3 separate regions of the Mus musculus genome follow, and all the other regions are linked to region 3. The links are chromatin loops, found by intact Hi-C in ENCODE. Cell type or tissue: left cerebral cortex. All regions are shown on one strand. Region 1 overlaps Gm14664 (predicted gene 14664). Region 2 holds the start of Gm715 (predicted gene 715). Region 3 holds the start of Sox3 (SRY (sex determining region Y)-box 3).

The links. Peaks named below come from ENCODE experiments on the same cell type or tissue, not always from the same donor. Only the 100,000 strongest peaks of a DNase experiment are listed, where the experiment ranks them.
Region 1: it touches region 3 in a loop (8-fold over the local background); 3 of 42 quality-filtered maps call a loop at or near these places.
Region 2: it touches region 3 in a loop (2.7-fold over the local background); 2 of 42 quality-filtered maps call a loop at or near these places.

The regions. Positions count from the first base shown.
Region 1 is chrX:61,038,698-61,046,697 of GRCm38, forward strand. Gm14664 (predicted gene 14664) reads left to right here. Exons shown (of 3, transcript NR_155291.1): 2 at 3,045-3,211. Among named protein-coding and RNA genes, the nearest start is that of Gm14664, 31 kb to the left of the region's middle. In left cerebral cortex, no CTCF peak of the experiment used is centred here; a DNase peak (open chromatin) is centred at 4,649.
Region 2 is chrX:60,544,192-60,552,191 of GRCm38, forward strand. It overlaps Gm715 (predicted gene 715), which reads left to right and starts at 3,817. Exons shown (of 1, transcript NM_001271548.1): 1 at 3,817-5,026. The coding sequence starts at 3,828. The coding sequence ends at 4,658. In left cerebral cortex, no CTCF peak of the experiment used is centred here; DNase peaks (open chromatin) are centred at 3,262 and 3,960; H3K4me3 peaks cover 1,290 bases; H3K27ac peaks cover 564 bases.
Region 3 is chrX:60,887,690-60,895,689 of GRCm38, forward strand. It overlaps Sox3 (SRY (sex determining region Y)-box 3), which reads right to left and starts at 5,741. Exons shown (of 1, transcript NM_009237.2): 1 at 3,677-5,741. The coding sequence starts at 5,741. The coding sequence ends at 4,389. Gm38438 (predicted gene, 38438) reads left to right here and starts at 5,964. Exons shown (of 3, transcript NR_155290.1): 1 at 5,964-6,063; 2 at 6,913-7,192. In left cerebral cortex, no CTCF peak of the experiment used is centred here; DNase peaks (open chromatin) are centred at 3,433, 4,241, 4,514, 4,974 and 2 more places; H3K4me3 peaks cover 1,138 bases.

The DNA of each region.
Region 1 (8,000 bases), 150 kb after region 3:
TGGCTCCCAGGCAGCTAGGACAAGGGTATTAAAGGTCACACTCACAAGGCCACACCTACTCCAACAAGGCCATGCCTCCCAACTGTGCCACTCCCTGGGCCAAGCATATACAATCAATCACAGGCATACAGATTCATTTATAAAATAACTCAATGAAGGTTTATTCTAGCACCTTTCCCAGCAATGACTCTAAACTTTTTATTTCCCTCCTATAAAAAGGAATGAGATGTTAGCACACATCTTTATGCACTCTGGAGGCAGAGGCAGGAGGACCTTGGTGAGTTCAAGGCCAGCATGGTCTATACAATGAGTTCTAGCACAGTCAGAGCTATAAAGTGAGACCCTGTCTCAAATAAATCAAAAGTAGCTGGAATATAGTGTGGCTTTATGTGACTTAATTTCAACCCTCTATACGTTTTTATACCTGTTCAACTTGTATGTTCAGGCAAATATACTAGCAAAAATCTAAGAAGTTTTAACCCTTTAATCTTATGGGAATGGATAATAAATCTTTCAGGCTTTGAATAAACAGAATTTCTAGCCAAAAAGTCCATTAATCATATTGGTATTCGGGTTTTTTTTTTCTTGCCAGCCTGCAACTTTGCTTGGATTTGCAACCTTTTTTTATAGTGCTATATAGCTCTGGCTAGCCTGGAACTTTCTATGTCAACCAGGATAGCCTAAAATTCACAGAGACCTACCTGCATCTACCTCTTGAGTGATGGGATTAAAGGTGTGTGCCACCATGTTGGGCTAATGAATAGTCTATAAAGGCAAATATAGTGTGGAGACTTAGAACTTTAATCGTGTCTGCTTTTAAAATGCTCACTCAGATCTCGTCATTGTATTTAAGTGGAGAGTTGAGGTAACTGTAAGAGAGGGGAAATGTCCTATTGTGTGTTTCAATTATTGGGTTTACAGGCTTGCCTAATTCTTTCCTTGCAAGTCAGTTTTCCAAGATTTTCTGGTTGAAGGCCCAATTTTTTGTGTAATAGCTGAAGCAATCCTCTATGCTCTGAATTCAGCATCTTCCTCAGCGTCCTTTCAATTGTTTGCATGTGTGAAGAAATAACACCGAAGCTCATATTAGCTGGCTACATTTTAGGTAAAATTGTGCTTTAATGACATTTCAGCAATGTATACGAGGAATGCCTTAGCATGTACATGAAAAATAGACAATAGAAAAAAGCGTGAAGCACTTGGGAAGCTGAAGCCGAAGGATGAAGGATTGAACTCCCTAAGATGTCTGTTGGGAGTCTTGAACGTCTATTCCCTACCTTAACAGGAGGAAAGATATTTTGAACTAAAAATACCTGACTTTGGCATATATTCATCTAATCCTTGAGCTGCCTGCCCTCGGATGCTGCTTCGTTCCTCCAATTTCCAAGGACGGTTTAAAGATTTGGAAATCCATAAGGATTAACAAATGCATTCCTTCCTGTCCATTTCTTATGTCCGGTTACCTAAACTGTGCAGTGAATGCTACAGGAAGGGATCGCCACAGAGAAACAAATGTTAAAGTTAATATAGTGCTAAGTCTATATGACAGGTAACAGCTAGCTACTTAATAGATCAGCAGCAGGTTTTGGAGGACGGCTCTCAGTGCACATTAGCCCAGCAGTCAATTTCCTGTTGGCATTTTATTATGAGATTTTCTGAGGGGACAACGGCTAAAAAGATTCCAGTACTCCAAACAGGTGTCTTCTGCTATTGTGGCCTGCAATTATTTCTTTTGAAAATGGACTGCACTTCTTCAATGTGAAGATGACAGTACTCCAGAAATGTATTGATTGAGAGTATTAAAAATAAGGTCCTCAATTTTTGCATAGAATAGCAGGTGAGTGGCTGAGTACTCATCATGAATGGGGCCTGTGCTTGTTGAGTAGAATAGCGTTTTGTTACCTGGACCTCTTTAATTATTGTATCTCTGTTGCGGTTATTAAGTACAAAATCATTATCTTATTCTTTTGCTTGTCTTTTTAAATTTGGTCCCTTGCAAGGTGGTCTTTTAGTAGGACACCAAAACTACAGAGTGATGGGGGCAAGATGCCTGACTCCTTTAGGAGAATCTAGACAGGCACAGGGTTCTTCCCCCTGCCCCCCACCACCCCGCTTCTCTTTGAGTTGCACTTTGGTCAAATAGCAGGGGATTTCAAGTTCTGCTGTACCATCCATATTGGGGATTTAGGTGAATCCACTTCAGCACCTTAGCTAGTCATTCCAGAGATCACTAGGTTGTACCTGCATAGGGTCAGATCTTTGAGAAATGAAGGGGTAGTTACAGCTCCTCTTCTACCCACAAGGAGCTCATCAACAGGAAAACTAAACACATCCCTTCCCATCCCTGCATAAGAGGCATGCACTTTGCTGAGAGAAGAGGGTTGGGGGATGCAGAGTTGTTTGGGGACTTAGCTAAGGCTGAGGAAGATGTGGAGAAGCACTTCTGGGTTATGGAAGGACTCTCAGATATTTCATTTTGGAGACATAGGACAGTGGAGAGCTTGGAATTTGTGATCTTTGGGCTAGTACCCAACTCCCTGCTGTGTTAGTCATTGCACCTACCAATTGCACAGGGCTGTAGTAAACATCTCATCCAGCAAGAATATGCAGAGTGCTTCCTAAAACTACAGAGTATTAGGCTAGTATGATATATGTGTTTGAGAGTTTTGGTCAGAAAATGCAGATTTAAATTACCAACCAAATGAAGGAATAAAAGCCCACGCAAGTGTAGTTCAGGGGCTTTTTCTGTCAGGCCTTACATGACTGGCTTTCTTAGATTTTTTTTCCTGTTGCTGCTTTTCTGTGCCATCATCCTGGAGGGTGACATGCTCCCTCAGCTTCAGTTGAAGTTCTCTTTTAAAGAGACCACTGTTGCTCTTCCCTGACTCTGTTAGGTTCTTGTACACAATATCTCTTTCTGAGCCCTAAAGTTTGACTGAGGAGCCTGTCAGTTTACCTGGCTTTCTTTAGTCTGCCCCTGAGGGATGCTTTGGGGATGATGGGCAAGCAAGGGTACAGGCCTGTTCTCTTTCCCTCCCTCCTAGGTCAAGTCGCTCACCATAAGGAAGAATGGAGAGAAGGGATATTTTAAGATTTGTTTTCTAGTGCTGCGAATGATCTCAGGTGGGAAAATGCTTGCCTTACATGCAAGAATTCCTGGCTTCAATCTCTGCACTTCATGAATAGTCCCAGAACCACAGAAGTCCATAAAGTAAGTGTTGTCGTACAGGCCTGTCATTTCAGCATTGAGAAGGTGAAGGCAAGAGGATCGATAGTTTAGGGCCATTCTTCCCTATGAGTTCAAGGCCAGCCTGTGCTGTGTAAGACATTTTCTCTAACAAAAAAAGACAAAAAAGAAAGAAAGAATAGATCGATTCCAAAGTTTTGAATGTGGGTTCTTTACCAGATTTAGTCTGAAAGGCTAATCCTAAAAATTTTGGTTATTGTTTTTAGTGTATCAAGTAAATGACTGTGGAAATAGGGTTAGGGTGGAGGGAGGGACACTGAATACAAATTGATTAAATGATGGACAATGTGGTCATTTTACCTCAAGCTCTGGGGCTTTTGTTAGAGAGCAAGCAGTGATTTGTCCTGGTATTTGAATACCAGCTTTCAGAAGGATCCTAAGTCCTCAAGGAAAGCGAGTCATGGTCTAAACAAAACCTGGGACATGCTACTGAATAGCAATAAAGGCTATAGCTCTTAAGTATAAACACACAGAAACGCATCCAGAGGAATAGCTGCTTTATTCTCGGTCATTTTTACATACTATGAAGATTCTGAGTGGCATTATTTGGCAGGCAGTATTATTTAGAGGCAGGTGTTAGACATGCAATTATCATAAAGACTCTATGTGGAGGATGACCACATGATACAAATTTATCTTTATTCTAATATAGTTCCCAGATTTTTTTTTCCTGACAAATTACACTACACTTTATGGAAATGTAACATTTTGTATGAATGGGAAAGATAGGCCTGGTTGCATGCTAATGAGGGAGACAAAGTAGCCTCTTATTTGCAACTGGCCCAGACCTTTCCATTAGCAAATTAAAATCTGTTCAAATTTATTTACTAATATATTAGGAGAAGCTTCAGGCTAACCCCTTGACCTGTATTATATAGCAAACAACTGTAGCAGTGAAAATAATTAACAGCATGGAATGTACCTCCTGTTTATTTCTTCTTCATGCCCAGGGGTCAGCCGTATAGTGGGTTTGCCATCTGCATTTGGTTCCAAGGGTATATTTACTTAAAAATTATCAATTATAGTTTTAAATAGCTGCCCTTAATTGCAGTCTTCTTAGTCAAGTGTGATACATATCGTATATGTGCTTTGTGTTTGTTTGTGTATTATATCACCTGTTTCTGATCAACTCTGAGCGAAGCGTATTCATTTCAAAATAATGTCTCTGGAAGCCTGTTGTGGTGTTTGTGTTTATTGCACCATCCCCAAAGCCATGGCTTTGTTTCTGCTCATTTAGTAATACTGGCTGATTAGGGTTCATTCTTTCTATCCAGGAGAGCCCATCTTTCAATTATTATGTAGAGCCTTGAGAGGAAGGATGGGGCTGCAAAAGGGTCTGAAATCGGCAACATGAAAGTCAAAGCCCGGCCTTTCTCTCCTCGGGAGAAAAAGTAGAATGGGCTTTGCTGACCTCTGCTGTCTGCTTTTTAGGAAATAGTGGTTTTACTGGATGCACGGTTGTTTAGAAGAATTCTTGAATGTCCTCGTCATATTCTGCCAAAGCTAACTATGTGTTTTTGAGGCAGCGTCACGTGTAACTCCGGAGAGAGAGAACTCCTATCTGAGGATGACTTTCACTGCTGATGCTGACTTCATTTCTCAATTGCTAGGATTATCTTTGGGTGTACAACATCCTACTACGTTTTATATAACGCTGGGGGATAGCATACAGAGCCTCATTCTTGCTGGGCAAGCATTCTATCACCTGAGTAGTGTCCCCAGTTTTGACCATAATTTTTGAGCAACAGAAGTGATGACATTCCAATTATGATAGCAAGTGCACACAGGCAGTACCAAGAGGATATGGTCTGTGCCAGTCTCATCCAAGATCTCAGGAGCCAAATCTTTCACAGGTAAAATTTTAAACCAGTGTCAGGAATTTCACACTATTCTTTTGGTATAATGGAAAAATCTTTTGTTACAAAAATTCCAAAAATCCTGGACATTTATATTAATATTTGTATTGGGATCATTTTATGCTGAGAAAGACATTGCAGTAACAATGAGGCGTCAAGATAAATGTAGAAATGAAATCTTAAATTGTATGAGCAGAATCGGGGAAAGAGCAGTTGGGTGAATGGGAAACTAACCTGAGAGACCTACAGAACCACAGCACCCACCCTTGTGCTCCTCAGAAGCAATTGTAAGTCAAGACAACAAAATGTCATGACCAGTCTTGAGTGAATTCTCTCATCTTGGTGACTCTGCAGTCCTATGTGACAAAGCATTAGGCTAAGAAACTTTGATCTTGATATATATATATATCATCCAGGAGGCAGAGATAGGTGGATCCCTGAGTTCAAGGCCAGCCACATCTACAGCATGTATTTCAGGACATCCAGGACTACACAGAGAAAACCTGTCTCAGAAAATAACAAAGAAAGAAAAGAAATTTTGACCTTAGCTACTTGAACATAGTCCTATCACCCACTAAGGACTGGCGGAGCTCATTTTCCTGTGTGTGTGTGTGTGTGTGTTTTTTTTTTTTTTTGCTTAATCCAGCCTGGACCTTGCTCTTTGCATGTGTAAAGTGGAGACAACAGTTTTTCCGTTGTGTCATGGGTATGTTATAATGATCCCACCAAAGCCATTGGCTATACAACAGGGTCAATATATCCAGAACTGCAGATTAAAAGCTTCCAAGAAATCATTTAGCCTTTTAATGAGCCTAAAGTCAGAGGTCCCAAGGTGCCAAACACATGTACCAGCATCCTCAGCCTTTCCCTACCTGCCTTTCAACCTCTGCCTTACAAACCTCTAGCCAATGTCTTTTTTGTGTTTCTTTTTTTCCTTCTCCTGTGATCATGCATTTACCTCCCCTGAGACAGTGTAGACAGGGTCTCAGATGCCTCAGCCTCTAATGATGGCTCAGTTAATACCTGGGTCCTGTATATAATGCATGATTTGGAAAAAAGTGAATTGTTTTCAAGTTTTATGTTTTGAATTGTTTTCCAGTTTTATGTTTTCTTAGTCGAATAATTTTTTAAACAGTTACTGTGACTCTACTATACTATTCTTTCAACATAATATTTTTGTTGGTTACTTGGGAATTTCACATAATGCACCCTGATCACACTCACTTCCTAATACTCTCGGGTCCACTCTCCTCCAACCCTTATGACCTCCTCCGAAAAAAGGAGGAGATGGAGAAATCATACGAAGTCCAGTTTGTGTTGCCCATACACCACTGGAGCATGGTAAAACTTCAAGTGACCTGCTGCTCAAGGAAAACTTAGCTTTTCCCCACCCCCACCCACACATATTGGGAAAAGAGATACACTTCAGCATCCTTATCACAACTTTTAAGAGTTCTTTTCAGGGCCTTACTGCCAAGGCTATTTCATTTAGGGGGTGGGTTAGTGTAGTGGGGAGAGTTTGTCACAGAAGCCTTCTATGTCTCTCATTCTCCACTGTGAGTCTGTAATTGTTGATACCTCTGCGAAAGTCACTTCCTTGTCCTTTATGGTCAGTGGGAGCATGGACCATGGACATCCACAAGGCTTCTTGTTTCAGCACATACCATGGACTCTGGTGGCAGTACAGACTACGGACATCAGCACAGCCATCTGCTGTGCATGGGCGTCAGACACTATCAATAGCCTTCTGCGGCCAGCACAGGGCACACACATCAACCTGGTCTCTGGACAACATAGGCTATTTACACCATATGACACCATATGATCTTCTTTAGAAAACGGAAACTAAAGTATATAGAGGGCACATAGAAGAAAAGCATTTTTCATAATTATCATAGAATTTTTGCATTAAAAAATACCATTCAATGCCTAGGAATATGACTTAGCCATTAAAGTGCTTGCTGGACACGCATGTGCATCTTGAGTGTGGATCCCTGGGCCACATGGTAAAAGCCAGTCATAGTGGTTGCGCTGCTGCGGCTTCACTGTATCTTCCCTGTTCCAATGACTGCAATAAAAATGTTTTGATACTTTTATAGGGCATGCATGTTGCTATCTTAATATTAATATCTTAATATTTTTCTAAAGACTAATCTTACCCATCTACTTGCGCCAGTGAATGATTAGATTGATATTTTCCAGTGTTAGGAAGAAAATTAGATTAGATTAAGATAAAGCTCTAGAAAACGAACTCTTCCAAAGCATGGTCCAGCCTTACCATGGTTTGTATCCTTCAGTATATTAATACAGTTACATTCAAGTAAGTCCTTTTATGTTTCTTTCTAGAGATTATTATTCTGAAATCCTTATGTTTTATTAACATATGTTGATTTTGTATATTAATGTTTGGGTCTGGAGTAATCTCCAAAGGCCTGTGTGTTAAAAGCTTGGTGCACAGCTTCCAGCTATTGGGAGGGTATGGAATCTATAAAAGCTTGAGCCTGGTAGGAGGTCTTTTGGTTACTGGAGGAATGCCTTTGAAGGAGGGAGTGGGACCTGGCCCTTGAACTTTTTCTGCTTTCAGATCTTGGCCACAAAGTAAGTGCCTGCTCCACCACATGCTGCTCCATGATGTCCTGCTTCATCACAGTTGCAAAAGACATCAAGGCCAATTGGCCATCAACTGAAACCTTCAAACAGTACACATTCACTGTCTCTGGCATTTATATAGTAAGGGAAGGCTGATTAACACAATGGGGTACCATGTGATATTTCTGTCATTGTTATTGGTATTGTTAAAGAGTTTGACTAGTTCTTGAATGATAGGTCAACTTTGGATTTAAGGAACAAATATGACACAAGTGAAGACTTACTGAAGAAAATAAAAAATGTAGTGC
Region 2 (8,000 bases), 340 kb before region 3:
GCTGTGGGAGGCAGCCATGGGTGCCATAATAGGCACCTGCGGCTAGCACAATGGGCTGTGGGTGCTTGTGGGAGAGACAGATTGATGTATTGTGCATGGGGGAGGAGGGCTGTCACTTGAATCCATGTGAACCCAGGCTTTAGGGGCAAGGGAGATTGACAGCTTTTGTAGGTTGCATTTCTTTTTCAAAGCTTGGCTTTAATAGACAGTAAGTTTGGGGCCCCAGGCTTTCACTCCCATAATTCTAACAGGGCAATCACGAGCATTCAGCATTTCTTTTTACCCCCCTTGTTCCGCATTAAATGATTTCAGTAAAGGAATGTGCAGCATTAATTAGAATTTGTTAGCAGATACCAAGGGGAAAAGTTTCTTCACAACAACTATAGGAGGTGTCATTTGTACAAAGACTTTTTTGTTTTCTTTCCCCATTACATTATCACTGCAATATGTAAGGTAGTGATTCTTTTCATTTAAATTAAGTGGAAAGCTACTAAATCTTGTTTTATTCTCCAAAAAGAATAAGGTCCTTAACACTTATCTTTTAACTTCTTTCATTTCCTAAGGTTGGTGTTTACTTTTGCTTTCAGTCCAACCCATTTACTGGTCTGTGAGGTTGTGTATCCAGTTTTGTGTACCATTGAGCTCTTACAATTGCAGGCAGCCCACTGTACTGATATAGAAAGATTGTTTCCAGGGAAAAATGGCCACAAATAATATTGGAAAACATTGATATACCAGTCCCTTTTTAGTAATGGTACATCAAGAAGTGCCAAAAATTAGAGTCATTTAGGTTCATATCCTAGTGTTTTCAAAAGCCATTTTAACCTTACCCATAACATCAAAGTTATGGAAGGATGGGGCAGTGGCCAAAGAATGTTTTTTTTTTTCCTATAGAAAACTCATTCCGAAACTACGTAAAAAATTTTAAGCATCATCCTCACACTCGCATAGCACCATTTTCTTACAGTTAGTAAAAAGGATCTCTCTACTTTGTGTCTATGTTTTATTCTTTGACATCTATCTAGTATGAAATCTAATGTCAGATAGACATGTCCTATAAGCATGTTCTTCAGTGTTTGGAAAACTGATGAAACGTTATTAACATTTTTGATGTGATTCTTCTAGCATCTCTCCTGTATAAAATCATTTCCCACCAATGGGAAGAGTTGAAGGCTAATTGAATTAGATTTTTTCATTTAATTCTTTTACTTAAATGTGTCAGGACAGCAGTGAAAAATATTAAGTCTATCCTGAATTCTCAGAGAGAAAATATTCCCAGAGTTGTCTAACTCTGTCTATAACAATTTGGTGCAATGGCTTTAAAAGTAGTGGGGTGATAATAATTAGGGTGTGTGACAGAAATTTCAGTGTTGGATTCAACATTTTACTGTGCAGGGCATGAAAATTGCCAAGTGGGGGCTAGTCAGCTCTAAGTACTAATTAACTAATTAATCAGGTGCTGAAACCAAGTGAATGGAGGATACCAGCCAGACAACTCAAGCCCAAGCAGAGGGTTGCACTCTTTAAAAGACACTGCACTCTTTCTTCTTGGTTTTTAACCCAATCAGGAATGAGAGAGAGGCGGGGGAGGGGCTAGGTGGGGGTGGGTGGGTTATGGTACAAGCTTTTCACTTAGGAAAAAGTAAGATAAAAACATGTGCCTCTGATAATGCTGTAAGGCGCCCTGAGTAGGTCTGTGGCTGACTTTCCAGTCAAGAAGTGTTTTTGGTTTGGTGGGAGCTGGAGGTATAGAGAATTCTGTCTTCCTGGGGTTTATGTCTATAATACATACATATATATCATATACATCATATACATCTACATCTACATGTATACATGTAGGAGAATGAGAAACATGTCTCTTGGGGAGCTGATCTTAGGTCTTTTGCCTCATCCTTCGTTTATGTAAATGAGAAGCGTCCAATTACACATATGGAAAAAAGGTTTAATGAATCGTGAAAAGCCTGGTTTGTAGAGAAAGGGCACAGTCTCTTCTCCTTATTTCCCTCCTCCTCCTCCTCCTCCTCCTCCTCCTCCTCCTCCTCCTCTACCTCCTGTTCATCCACCTCCCTTACTTCTCCCTCTTGACCTTCAGATTTCATTTAGAAACATGTATTTCTTTTCAGGATGATGATGCTCATCATTTTTTTCACATTCTAATTTTAATACTTAAGAATTATCAAACACTTTCCTAGAAGATTGAAATTTATATTTGTAAGGTTTTCTGGATACTTAAAATATTCTACACTAGAAACTACAAAATTCTGATTTTCCTCCCCTAAATTTGAAAAAAAAAAAGATTACATGTCTGTTCCTCCCCCCTTTGATGTTATTCTTGGCTCAACTTTAATTTCATGTTTTGTTTGTTCTGGAATTGCTTGCAGTGAAAATGGGTTGCAACATTAGAAAGGAACTAATACTGAGTCCAAAGAAAAGACAGTCCCCCATAACTTGCAGCTTAGTTTGGTATTGCATTTTAACTAGCTGGAATTTTAGGGTGTTGGAAATTAGGCAATTCTTATTTTACTTTCTTTTCAAAAAGAGTCCGAATTTTCTGCTGCAGTAGAAAGTTCTTTTTTAGTTTTCAGTTATTTTCTTTCTCCTTTTCTTAATGTTGGTGTCCTGAGTAGTTGGAAGTGGATCACACAGAACCCCTTACCATCCCAAGTTTTAAAATGATACAAACCTTTACAGTAAGACTAAGGAGATCAGTGCTATGTCTGGCCATCCCTCTCAGAATCTGAGAAGTATGCAACTAGTTCCAAAGAAGTATTGTGAGAGAACAGCAGGGCGCTTCGCAATCATGACCTTCAAGTCTTTCTCAGAGACCTTCAAGTCTTCCTCAGAGACAAGGTTCCTCACTGGGCATCTGGGGAAACTGAGGCCTAAGAGGACGAGAAAGGAGCAGTTACCTTTTCTCCCTCGACAAAATACTGACCGAATTATGCCACGTGTTTCTTCTAAGTGTAGAAGCCAAAGGGTCCATATCGCCTGTCTAGTTCACTAAAGGGACGGGTCTTCCACTCTACCCCTCAGCCTCCCTAATCAGCACCCCAGATGTGAAAAACAACAGAAAGTTGCTCCCCTAATCCTCAGTGACAACACGGGGCTGTAAAATTTCACCAGCTCATTTGGAAGAAGCTGACAAGTCCACCCAAAAAATATTGTGTGCAAAGGGGCCCCCCGCGCCGGTCGAGCGCGGCGTGGAGGGAGCTCTGCAGCGGGCCACCTCCGAGCCCTCAGTGCGGCAGGCGCGGCGCTAGCGAGTGCCGGGGCGGATTGGCCGGCTCTGGCCTGGCCCGCGGAGGCGGGGAGGCCGCTGTGCCGCGAGCCAGCGAGCGGCCGGCGGGGAACAGCGCGAGCCCGGAAGCGGGAGCGCAGGGGCGCCGGCGGCGCTGGAGTTCTGGCCGGCGGGCCGCGGAGGCTGCAGCCGGGGGCCGGGCCGGGTCGGGCCGGCGGGGCGGGGCGGGGCGGGACCAGAGCTCCGGGCGGCGCTCGCTCGCTTGCTCGCTCGCTCGCCCGAGCGGTCGGAGTCTCGGCTCCCGCGCCCGCCCGCCCGCCGAGGGGCGCCCGTGAAGGTGGCGGCGGACGCGGAAGGCGGAGGGCGGCCCCGAGCCTGAGGTGAGCTGCGGTGGAGGCAGAGGAGGACGCGGAGGCTGAGGCTGAGGCGGAGGCGGAGGCTGAGGCGGAGGTGAAGGAGCCGCAGCGGGCACAGTCGGCGGCCGAGACCCCAGGGGAGGGGGGCGCGCGGCCAGGAGGAGGAGGAGGAGGAGGAGAGGCGGCAGCGGCGGCGGCGGCGGCGGCGGCGGCGGCAGCGGCGGCGAGGGATGGAGGACCAGCCGAAGGACCGTGAGGCCGAGGTCGCCGGGCCCTGGTTTTCTAAGTGGGAGCGCCAGTGCCTTGCAGAGGCGGAGCAGGCGGAGCAGCTGTCCCCGGAGCTGCAGGAGGAGGCGGCTGCCGATGCGGCGGGGCTCAAGATCGAGCGCCAGAGGCTCTGGCACCTCTTCCAGATCTCAGCCACGGCAGTGGCCCAGCTCTACAAAGATTCCGGGTGCCAGCAGCCAGGACTCTCTATGTGGGACCCCTTCCAGAACGCGGCCATGGCCGTGACCAGCCTCTACAAAGAGAGCGGGGATGCCTACCAGAGAAGTTTTGAACTGGGCGTCCAGGTTGGCTACCAGCGTCGTGTGAGAGACGTGCTGGAGTGGGTGAAGAAGGGTAGGAGCATCATTCGTCGGGAAGACCTCATAAGCTTCCTCTGTGGCAAAGTTCCCCCCACACCCCAGCCTCCACGCACCCCCCGGATGTCCCCCAGGCCACCGGCGGCTGCCTCCACTCAAGCTGCTGCCACTGAGTCCGGCACACCTGTGGGCGTCGACCTACAGCCCTTCCACGAGGCCATTGCTCTCCATGGCCTCAGTGGTGCCATGGCAAGCATCAGCATGCGATCTGGCCCTCCAGGTTCCTCATCTCAAGATGGAGGTATTGCCAGCAGTGGGCGATGGAAAAGTAGCTTCCTCGAAAATGATCCTAACTCCTTGAGCTCAGAAGAACTGACTCTCCTCCTGGACAGTGGGGGAGTCCGCAAGCGCACCTCTGCCCAGTTTGGTGATGGCTCTGCAGACTCTCCATTGCACAAGCGTAACCGAATGGTCTAAACTGCCTCTTTTCTTTGGTTGCCCACCATCCACCAACTTACTGCTTGACAGTCAACTTGACCATCAACTTGCTTGTTGAAACCATACCAGAGACTGCTGATCTTCCTTCTCTAAGTTAAAGATTTCTATCAAGTTTACCATAAAAAAAATTTAAAAGTATTCCAGAAGAGGCCTCCTATGACTCTGACTTTCCAAAAATATAACTCTATTACAGAACATCAAATATCACATAGTTAGCAATATCATTTAGACTTTAAAGCAAAACACATCCAGTGAGGGTGGGAGCCTGGTTTATCTTGTTCAAGTTGTTATTTCTTTGCACCTAGTACAGTTGTTGGTGCTCAATAAATGTTTGTTGAATGAATAAATGTGACCTTATTTTAAATTCTTAAAGGGGAAATGCATAGATATTTGTTTGTTTTTGGAAAAAAATTTTATTCTTCTTGTTTGTTTGCTTGCTTTGATAGTCTTTGCCAATTCATATCCATTGTACCAAAATGTAAGATTAGACATCTGGGTTTACCCCACTATACCATGCATCCAATTTCTGGGAAGAAACCATGGAGTTAATATATTTTAGGTTGTTACTCGCTTTGGAAAAGTTGCTTTGGATGGTGGTGATTCGAATAGATGCCATAGTGATTGGGCTAGTAATAAGTGATGGGCCGAGTCCGCTCACCTTAAGACAAGGAGTGCAAATAAGATGGTGGCCTTGGTAGCCTTCTGCTGAGGAATGTAAAAGGTTTCCCGACCGTTACATACCAGAGGACTCAGTTTTAGAGTAGCAGACAAATTAGAATGAGCTGGGCTTTCTTTAAGGGAACACCATGGCATAACCATGGTATTGTTCTACTGAAAGGACCAATAGAACCCTAGCTCCACAAGGTAGCTGGACGATTTTGAACAAGTCTGTTAATACCCACCAGCCCCAGTTTTTCTTAAGTAAATAGAACTGTGTGTCTGCTAGGGTCATTTCAAATAGCAGATGAAGTCCCAATTTCTAGTGTTCACAGCAGTGCTGAGCTCACTGAGTGTTTTCCCTCTATAAATACAAGTTGGTCAGATATTGAAGTCCATACTTATTTTAGCAAAGGCAACAAAATAAGCGTAGGAATCAGCAAATAAAACCCTGGTATTGTACTTGAGCTGAAGATTACTGTTATGTAGTTTAAACTTCCATAAATATCACAGTCTGTGTATTAATTGTAAATATGTCACACTCATGACTTAGGACCATCACTCTGAATAAGTACTACAGCATCCTTAGAGTTCCTGAAATTGCCTGAGGACCACACTTTGCAACCAGGGGCTAGTACCCTGAAAGAATATGGGGAAGGGGCAAGTGCAGAGAGACTATGGAAGTAAAGGTCCTAGGGTATCTAAAAGGCTAGTGTGGTTTTGAATGAGAGGGGGTGATGATGCAGTACAACGGGTATGGTGGAGGTGGTGGAAGGGAAAATATGGAAGGAGTAGGACATGAAAAAACCCCACATCTCCTCCAGAGTCTTCCAAAGACTGTGAATAAAACATTACAGGTTTAGTAAAGGCACCTTGCCTCTAAGTTCACATCAGATTTGTTCCCACTTCATTAATATGACTTTGGATAAAATTTATAGTTGACCGATATGTTAAAAGAATACTAGACTATGAACTGAATTCCTTGATAGAAAAAAGAAGCAAAGAAACAACTTGGTATTGCATTGTGTAAACACTGAGGGACTGTCTTAGATCCTGAGAAGAGATATAAACCGTAAAAATAATCCTTATCCTCAAAGAGTTGATGCTGCCTTGGATGATAAAATATGTAGCCAAGCAGGGACTTCTAGCTTGGGAAGAGCACAGGAGAAAGCTGTGTAGAGCTCAAAAGAGGTTCTTTCTGGTATAACCACAGCTTCTGGGAAAAGGTGGATTTAAACTGGGTCCAGAAAAGTGAGTAGTAGGCAAACCTTCTTTGGAAGAAGATTATTGAGTACCATTTGAGTATATTGGGTAGGAGAGGTGGGGCCAAAGTTTAGGGGGTCTCAAATGACTATTCATAGATTCTATCTGGAGCCAAGCAGTACCATCCAAGTACCACTATCCAAGTAGTACTTTGGGAAGTTTGGCTTTGGCAGGTGTCCTGCTGTCCAGAAGCAAGCCACCAGAGTGGAGGCAGCTCAGCATCTTACAAGATGTTCTTGTCTGGGGCTATTGACCTTTCCTTAACCCAGACTGGGGCGATGGACTCTCTGATAAGAATTTCTTTAGGAAGCCTTTGTTCATACAACTCTTCCAAACCACACAAGATAGAAAGCACATCAAGTAAGATTCTGTGATGCTTCTTCAAGCCTAAAAGGCATTCTGCAGTTCCAGCTGCATCTCTTTCTAAAGATATATAAATGGACTCCCCCTTGATTTTTTTCTCTCTCTTTGTTTCTACTGCTAGAGGATACTCTTCTGGTGGAATCGGTGAGGCATTCTGGGCACAGATTTAACTAAGAAACAACTGTAATTTTAATAGGTATATGGGTGTGTGGGTTGGAATACCGTATGCCAAAAGCAATACCAAGAGCAGGTATTTTGTTTGTCTTGTTTCTTTTGGTAATCCTGAATGAGCAGTACAGTGTCTGATTCATATGGCCACACAACGCATAAATTTTACGGGAGCAGATGACTAGAGCCGTCAGCTCAATCCAGGTATGACCAAGGACCTTACCTCAGAAAGGTGCTTGATGTCCATGCACTTATTCTCACATGATTACCCATTTTGTGCCTTTACCTTCATTTGCAGTGATGAGAGTAAGCTTTTTGTCCTATGACCAACTCCGGGGGGGGGGAAGGGGGGAGGAGAGGGGAGAGGAGAAGAGAGGGAGGGAGGGAGGTAGGTAGGAAGGAAGGAAGGAAGGAAGGAAGGAAGGAAGGAAGGAAGGAAGGGAGGAAGGGAGGGAGGGAGGGGGAGAGCAAGATTATTTATTTGGAATTTGGCCATTTCAAAGCCACTCTCCAGCTGACTTACAAATGTCAATGAGAGGGTCCGCTAAAACTACCTCTTTTCAGGAAGGGATCTGTAAGTATGAAACATGAAGTCTGATCCCAAGATATGTGATTGATTAAAGGAGCTCATATTTTTTTCTTTTTTATTGGATATTTTCTTTATTTACATTTCAGATGTTTTCCCCTTTCCAAGTCTCCCCTTCGGAAACTGCCGATCCCATCCCCCTGCCTCTGTGAGGGTGCTTCCCCACCCACACACCCACTTCTGCCTTTCTGCCTACACTGAGGCATCGAAACCCTCAGGCCCAAGGGCCGTTCCTCCCACTGATTGATATCCAACAAGGCCATCCTCTGCCACATATGCAGCCT
Region 3 (8,000 bases):
AAATATGTAAAATAAAAGTAGTTAAGCTCAGAAAGGTAGAGAGAAACTGATCACACAAAACTTTGCAATAGTTAGGATTTTCCCCCTAAAATCTCTGTCCTGGAAACTAGCAGAAACTTATTTGCAAAGGGAAATAGCATAATGGAATTTATGCGCATATGCTAGGGAGCTAGTTTGGGACAGAGGCAGCAGAATGAAAGCACAGAGAACAGGTGGGAGCTCAGGCAGAGATGGAGGGAGGGATGAAGATGGTGGCGGCTGACAGGAAGAAAATGCTGCTCACCTAGTCCCCTCTTCCTCCAATCACTATCCCATCCCCAGACTTGCTCTTTGCTTCTCCCAAGAAAACAGCACGAGCTGCTGGACCACCTGTGACCATAGATCTTGGGGGACCCTGGTGGCCCCTGCTCCTTGCAATCCAAGACTGTTAGGCATGACTCCAAAGGAGGTCCTTTTCTCCAGTGAGTGAGTCTGAAGAATGATGAGCCAGTCACTAATCTGCCTCTGTTCCTGCTTTCTGAGGAGCGGACCTGGCAGGGGGTTGCTCTGGTGAGCTCCTCCTGCCTCTATTAACTGCAGCATCAGCCCTAGAGAAAAGCTAGGGGATTATTCCTCCTGGGGCTCCCCGTCCCCCTCCTATCCCCCAAAACAGCTGAAGGAAAGGTTTGAACTTTCTTTTACAAGAGACGCATTTCAGTGTTCATAATGGGGAAGGCATATATTTTAAACCTGCCTTTTTTCCTGATAACAGAAATATAATCATATTAGAGAAAATTAAAGAGTATAAAGAAGACTTGCCAGTATTCAGACTACTGCCCTTTTTGCATGTTTCCTGTCATATATACTTATTTTTAAATAGTCAAGGTCATACTTGCTAAATAAGAGTTCTGACATATTGTTCTCTTGCTATTCGGATGGTTTAGTGTGTTATTTAAATTACTCCATAAATGTTTGTGATAATTACACAGCAGCCATTTTTTAAAAAAAAAAATCATACTTACTCTTTCCTGGTTCCTGGACATGTGAGGCGGTTATAACTAGTATTAAGAACAGCTATGACAGACAAGGTTGCTTAGCATTCTTTGCCTGCACTTTGAATACCCAGCATCACCCATGTGGACGTCTAGGAGGGGAATTAATAAGGAAAATGATGTAGTGTCAGGACAGGAAAGCAAATCTCTAGCAGGATAATTCCCACTAAAAATAGCTGTGGTCCTGGCAGGGAAACTAAAAGACGTTGGTCTTTTGTGTCGGTAAGGATCTGTTTTCCTCGTACATGCCATGGCCCAAGCAGAGCCTACTATCTCCAGAATTACCTCTTTTCTCCACAGGTCTTGGTGGATTTTGGCTGCAGAGGCAACTGGGGCTAAGCTTTCCTTGGCTTCTGTCTTCCTTTTGTGGCAGGCAGAGCAAAATGAATCCTTCCCAGGGACCTGAGAATCTGGTTCTCCACTAGGCTGTATTTGGAACTAGCTAGGCAACCTTGAACACTGTCATTTCCCCTTTTGGTGACAAAACCTGCCAGAGAAGGCCGAAGGGATTGGAGTCTGGGCACGTGTTGATTTTGTTGCTGTTTTGAATTAAGCCTTATCAGAAACGCAACTCTATAAAAACAGATTAAGGAGCAGTCCCTGGTAGACAGAGCAGTGTAGAGGAGGACAGATTCTGGTGTGAGCGCTCCGGGTTAGAGAACGGAAACTTCATCCCACTTCAGTCTGGTTCTCTTCCCTATTGCTGAAGTTTAAAAACATTATCTTTCATCTGTATTTCAATCCTCCAAATGTACTGATTGATGAAATCTTCTCTTAAAGGCAATTTGGAAATCAGACAAAGTGGAGCACAAAGCCATGGATATTTAGAGAGAGAGAGTGCAGTATGTGCGACATGCTGAAAGGGTGACCCTGGCACTTCTAAGAAGGCAGCAGCACAATGAGCTCTTCCAAAGAAGCAGTGTCAGAGTTTATTCCCCCTCTTCCACCGCCCCCTCAGTGGGGGGCATTGCTTGTTTGTACCCCACCCTTTCCTGGAGTCATTTCAGAGCAAAATCTAGAATAACCTTAGGCAGATGTTTTATTTAAGGCCAAAGACCGAAAAATTGGAATATGGTGGTAGGTATGACAAGCTTCCTACTGGGACTTTGGCGGGGGGGGGGGGGCGGATGGGGGCAGAGTCTCGCCTACCAGGCAGCCTGCCGCTTTGCTCCAATCACTGCAGTAAAGGATGGAAGCTCCCATCGGTCAAGAGGGGCTTGAGGTCTATAGCTTTAGGATGAGGAGAGGAGGGAAGAGGCCCAGTCTGAACACAGCAGGCCCAGGAAGAGCCCTGCGAAGAGGGCGATGGGACTGCATCTGTAAATCAACCCTGGCCCCCTCCCACCTCATGCTGGACAGTGGGGGATGGGTGTGTGTCGGGAGTGGGGATGGCTGTGCAAACTTCTTCCCAGGGAGACCCGACCTTTCTTGGAGAGGCGGGGTGGCTTTAGTCTCCGGGATCTGCAGTGATGTGTAAAAAGCGGGCACGACCCCCGAAGCCTCAGAAACCCCCGCCCCTCCCCCTGGGGCCCGCCCAGACCCGCAGGTGAATGGCTGGTCCACACAAAGGAAGCTGGCTGGAAACGTGGAATTCGGACCAATTTACAGAGGACTGTCGCCTATGGTCCCAACAGACCTCAAGCAAAGAAACCTGTGGTCAGGAGTGGATGAGGATAAAAACAGTGCACCAGGCCAAGCTTATTGGAAAAGCCGAGTTTAGTTATTCTGGGATAGCGAGGTAACAGGATTAAAGGGATTAAGGAAATCACCTCAAACAGCTGAGGAGGGGGTTAAAAACACGGGTTCTATTTGTTTCCTTCCTAGGCTCCAAACAGCTACGCTGGGGCTCCATACGACTCGAAGGACCCTTAGGGGTGGTACCATGGAATGGTCAGTGGTTATGGGATGGAGTAAAGTAGGAAAAGGGAAGTAAAAACCAAGCTCTAGGCTCGACATGAGAGGGAGCCTCTTTCTAGAAAACAAGTAAGTAAACTGCTTTGACAAGTTCAAAGCAAGCCTTGGGAGGAGTTGTACAACTCTGACCCATCTACCATCTAACTTTTAAAATCCAATCTTTCGGTGTTGAGCGCTCACTCTCCCGCGTTAGCTACCGCGGTGGAAATACTCATTTCCTTAAGGGGGACGTCTGTAACCATTTATTTTAAAGACGATCATTGAGATTTCCGAAGGGCTTTCGTTTTGTAAATATTTCAACTCAGCGAGTATCTTCCCGCCCCAGTGCACAGAGGTAAAAGTGCTCAGCTTTTGGTAAGTCTTCCGCAGCCGCAGGTGTCTGCCTCCCGCTCTGCATCGCTGCGGAAGCAGACACTCGATCCCGGGCACTCACCACCGCAATCAACAAGTGCAAGACTGCGCGTGGGGTGTGCGGCTCAGGTAGCGTGGGCTGCCTCTGGGTAGGTGCTCCCAGAAGACAGAGGTTTTCTCCACTTGAGACTAGTTCCCACTTGAGAGTATTGGGGGCGGTTGTAGCTTGGATCTCCAATAGCTTAAAGGAAATCATTTTACATCATGCTCCCCCCCCCGCCCCCGCCCAGGTCTGCAAACTCAGTTATAAAACTAAGACTATCCCCATTCCCAACCCGCACTTCAAATTTCGGACCCGCAAAATTATCAGGACTCCAGCATATTGGTTATAAAATTTATTGATCTCTCACTTAGCAATTAAGAACAAAACTTTGAAAAAACCTGGAACAAAATAACCCCTTCCCCACCACCCGAACGAAATGCGTACACGAAATAGCAAATAGATCACTGCAGAAATCACAAACTCAACAGCCTAAACGCGCACTGGACAGAGCTGTCCCGCGGCCAGGGGCGGCAAGGCGGGAAACACACGCACACCTGGCTATAAATTAACATTGGCTTTAGCTGTCGCGCCAATTGGCGCGGCCAGCACCCCCCCCCCAAAAAAAAGCCAGAGGAAAACAGAAGCAATACGACTGGGGGTGGAGGCATTGCAGTTCTTGGGGGCGGGCAACCTCACTCAGTTCTCGATTAATAGCAAACTAACAAGACATTTTCAACTGCAACAGAAGAACCTAGGAATCCGGGAAGAGGAAGGGGCCGCGGTTTCTCCGCAAACACCACAGCGATTCCCAGCCAGAGGGGGAGGGAGGGGCAGTGGTCAGAAGCCAGCGGCTCTAGCAAGTCCCATTTCCGCTGCTCGGGACTTCTCGCTTTTGTACAAAACCCCGACAGTTACGGCCAAACTTTCGGTCCTCCTCATCTTCGGTACAAGGCAACGGTCCCAGGCGAGCAAAGCTAAACAGCAAGGCGTCCCAACGTGGGGGGTGTGGGGCGGGGTGGGGGCGAAGAGCTGGGAGCGCGGGCCGGAGCTCAGATGTGGGTCAGCGGCACCGTTCCATTGACCGCAGTCCCGGCGCCCTGGTAGTGCTGGTGCACGCCGTGCAGCCGGCCGCCTGGGAGCGGAGAAGCGGCGTCGGCCGCGTCCCCGCCAGGTGGCAGGTACATGCTGATCATGTCGCGCAGGTCGCCGAGGCACGCGCGCTGCGAGTGCGAAGCGATGGCGGGCGGCGGAGAGCTGGGCTCCGACTTCACCACGGAGCCCATGGGGCCCAGGCTCATGGCGGCGGCGGCGGCGGCCGCGGCGGCAGCGGTGGCGGGCTGCTGCCCGTAGGCGGCGGCGGCGGCGGCCGCGGCGGAGGGCGCCATGCCCCCGTAGCCCGAGGCGGCGGCAGCGGCGGCGGCGGCGTTCATGTAGCTCTGGGCGCCGGGTGGCATCATGGGGCTGTACTGCAGGCCGGCCATGTCGTAGCGGTGCATCTGAGGCAGCGCGGGTGGCGGCGGCGGGCTGCTCATGCTCGGGGGCTGCGCGTAGCCCAGCTGCTCCTGCACGAGCGAGTAGGCGCCGTTGGCCCAGCCGTTCACGTGCGTGTACGTGTCCAGGCGCTGGCCCACGCCCACCGGGCTGCTGGCGGCGGCGGCTGCGGCGGCAGCGGCGGCGGCTGCGGCGGCGCCCGGGGGCAGGAGGCCGCCGGGCAGCGAGTACTTGTCCTTCTTGAGCAGCGTCTTGGTCTTGCGGCGGGGCCGGTACTTGTAGTCCGGGTACTCCTTCATGTGCACCGCACGCAGTCGCTTGGCCTCGTCGATGAACGGCCGCTTCTCCGCATCGGTCAGCAGTTTCCAGTCGGCGCCCAAGCGCTTGCTGATCTCGGAGTTGTGCATCTTGGGGTTCTCCAGGGCCATCTTGCGCCGCTGCCCGCGGGACCACACCATGAACGCGTTCATGGGTCGCTTGACGCGGTCCTGGTCGCTGCCCCCGCCGCCACCACCACCACCGCCGCCGTTCGCGCCCCCGCTGCCCCCGTTGCCTGCGTTCGCTCCGCCGGCTGGGTTCGCGCCACTCTTGCCTGCAGCGCCGGGAGCTGCGGGGACGCCGGTGCCCGCGGCTGGGGTGGGCGGCCCCACGGGGTTCTTGAGTTCAGTCTCCAGCAGGCTGTACATCGCCGGGGCGGGAAGGAGGTGCGCCAGCGTGGCGGGAGGAGACGGCGCTCCGGGGGCTGGAGCGGCCACCGTGAAAAGGCCGGGGGACTCCGTCGGAGTGGTGCTCAGGGGCCGGCGGGCCGGCAGCTCAGGCGGGAAGGGCAGGCTAGCCGAAGGGCTCCGCGCAAAGTCGGCGGGAACTCGCGGGCTTCTCTCACCTGATGCGTTCTCTCGAGCTGGTCGCATTCGCAGCTTGCCCGGGAAGCCTGCCCGGTCCCTTATATACCTGCTCAGATCCGGGAGGGTTGGGGCTCGGTCCGCCCCCTCACCACCCGTGGGCCTCGTGATTGACAGGCTCGCCGTGATGAGTCCTGGCCAATCAACACCGAGCCCCCTGTGGCCCAGCTTGGAAAAAAAAGTTCGGGGAGCCCTTTCGTTCACCCTCCAGACCCCTCTTGGGTCGAGTGACGTGATGAGAGCTTTTTCAGGAGGCGGGAGTCCACGAGACCCGCTCTGAGACCACCAATTAGGGTCTCAAAAAGTTTGAAAGAGCGAGAAACCCGAGGAGGTGAGGGAGGAGGGGGGAAGAGGGCGCGCGAGCAAGCGAGACTGGGGGGAGGAGGGGCAGAGGAGCGCCCGCGGGGTTCGGAAACAACTTTGCAGACTCGACTAGGCTGACCAGCGCCCCATCCCATGGCCCACCTGGAAAGCTCCCCGCCCGCCGTCTGCACGGAGGACCTCCAAACCCTGCTGTTGCCAGCGCTAAGGACACTGGGGACCTCTAGCAGTCCAGGCATGCTTGGGACGTTGAGTGTATAACGGAGGTGCGCTACGCTGAGCCACTGAGAAGCCTTCCTTGGAATTGATGGTAGCCGGTTGCCTGAACCCTCCACCCCGAGGGCCACTGCGTGCAGGACCGAGAGAGGGGCGGGGGCCGGGGAGCGGGACTGCTAGCGCACCTGGCTGTGAGGCTCCATGGGGGGTTTGCCAGTGCGAGTGGGGAGTGGCCTCGGCCTGTGCCCGGGGGAGGCGCTCGAACGTAGCTCCTGGGGAGCGGGTTTAGGATGCAAAGGGCGAACGAGCCTTCACTTTTTCGCTCTGGGCCCCTGCTTAGAGGCCCCTTTTTGTCTCTGCTGTCTGGCCATTTCGGGTTTTCCAGTCCGATGCTCCTGAGGGGGAGGGTCGGGCCCCTTGGAAAATCCGTTTTCATGGCAACACGGAGCCTCTCGCAGTAAAAGAAAAGTTTGGGGGGGGGTGGCCGGAGCTGAGCCTAGGCCTTGCTCCGGGTGCACCGCCCCTCCTCCGACCGCGCACCTGCTACGACCGCTGCGAGCGGCTCTCGGCACGCAGCCGCGCTCCCCCCCCCCCCCAAGCGGGCTGTGCTAACAGACTCTGCTTCTCCTTTCTTGTTTTACAGCCTTTCTGACCGAAGGCTGGAGAAGCAGAGTGGGACCTTCAGGCACTTTGTTGGGTTATCTGCCAAGGACTACCATCTAGAGAAACCTCCGCTGCCCGGAGAGGGAACCCGGACATTCTCCGCTGCCAGCTCAAGCAAGTGGCATGGCGTTTGAAAACTCTTGAAGCCCTCGGAGGCTGCTGGAGGGAATAGGAAGCCATCTGGGCAGATGTGGCAGAAACCGAAATAAGGTGTCCGCGCAGTACTGGATTCCCGCTTCCTCCTTTAGCTTGGTGGAAAGGTGGGAAACCTAAAGAAAAGCACATGCCCTAAGTGTGTGTGTGTGTGTGTGTGTGTGTGTGTGAGAGAGAGAGAGAGAGAGAGAGAGAGAGAGAGAGAGAGAGAGAGAGAGAGAGAGAGAGAATTCCAGGCGTCTAGCTTTTCAGCGATAATACTAAATGAGGTGATTTGGGATGCCTGTACTCCCGGCTTCTGTCTCTTTCTCTCATGCACTAATTAAAAAGTAAGCCGCCAACGTTTGCAGGGCGCAGACCAGTTCTGTCCATTTGTGGCCACAGGGTCCGTTGGCACCCGAATCTTGCTTTCTAGCCGGCATCAGTTCCAGAAAGTTTGTGGTCCTGGTTCCTTCCTTTTAAGTTTGTGTTCTACCTGGTCTGAGCCGTTTCCTGCCAAGGATATCAGTAAATTAGGTGGGTGTAGGGGGTTTAAAGTCTCTGGAGACTGTGTGGGGATCTATGTTAGTAAGTGTGCACGCACACGCACGGCTGAGCTGGAAAACATGTTTCAGAACAGGGAATGTTTCAGCAGGCCCCACCTGCACTCGTTTTCTTGGTAAATTGGCTGACAGACTCAAGATTTTCTCAGGCACACCCATGGTCCCCTAAAAAAACCAATGTGCGCTGGCCCTTGCCCTCCCAGCACCCTCTTCACGCCCTCTCTCGTCGCCCCCCCCCCCTCCACCAGGCCCCTGAGGCTGTTGCTAAGTGAAGAGCCGTTTAGGAAACTACCCAACCGACTCGCAGCCTGGCGTCCAGTAGCCTGACAGATGTCAGGATTCTTTCCAAGTTTTAGGACCCAAGTAAGCCGTT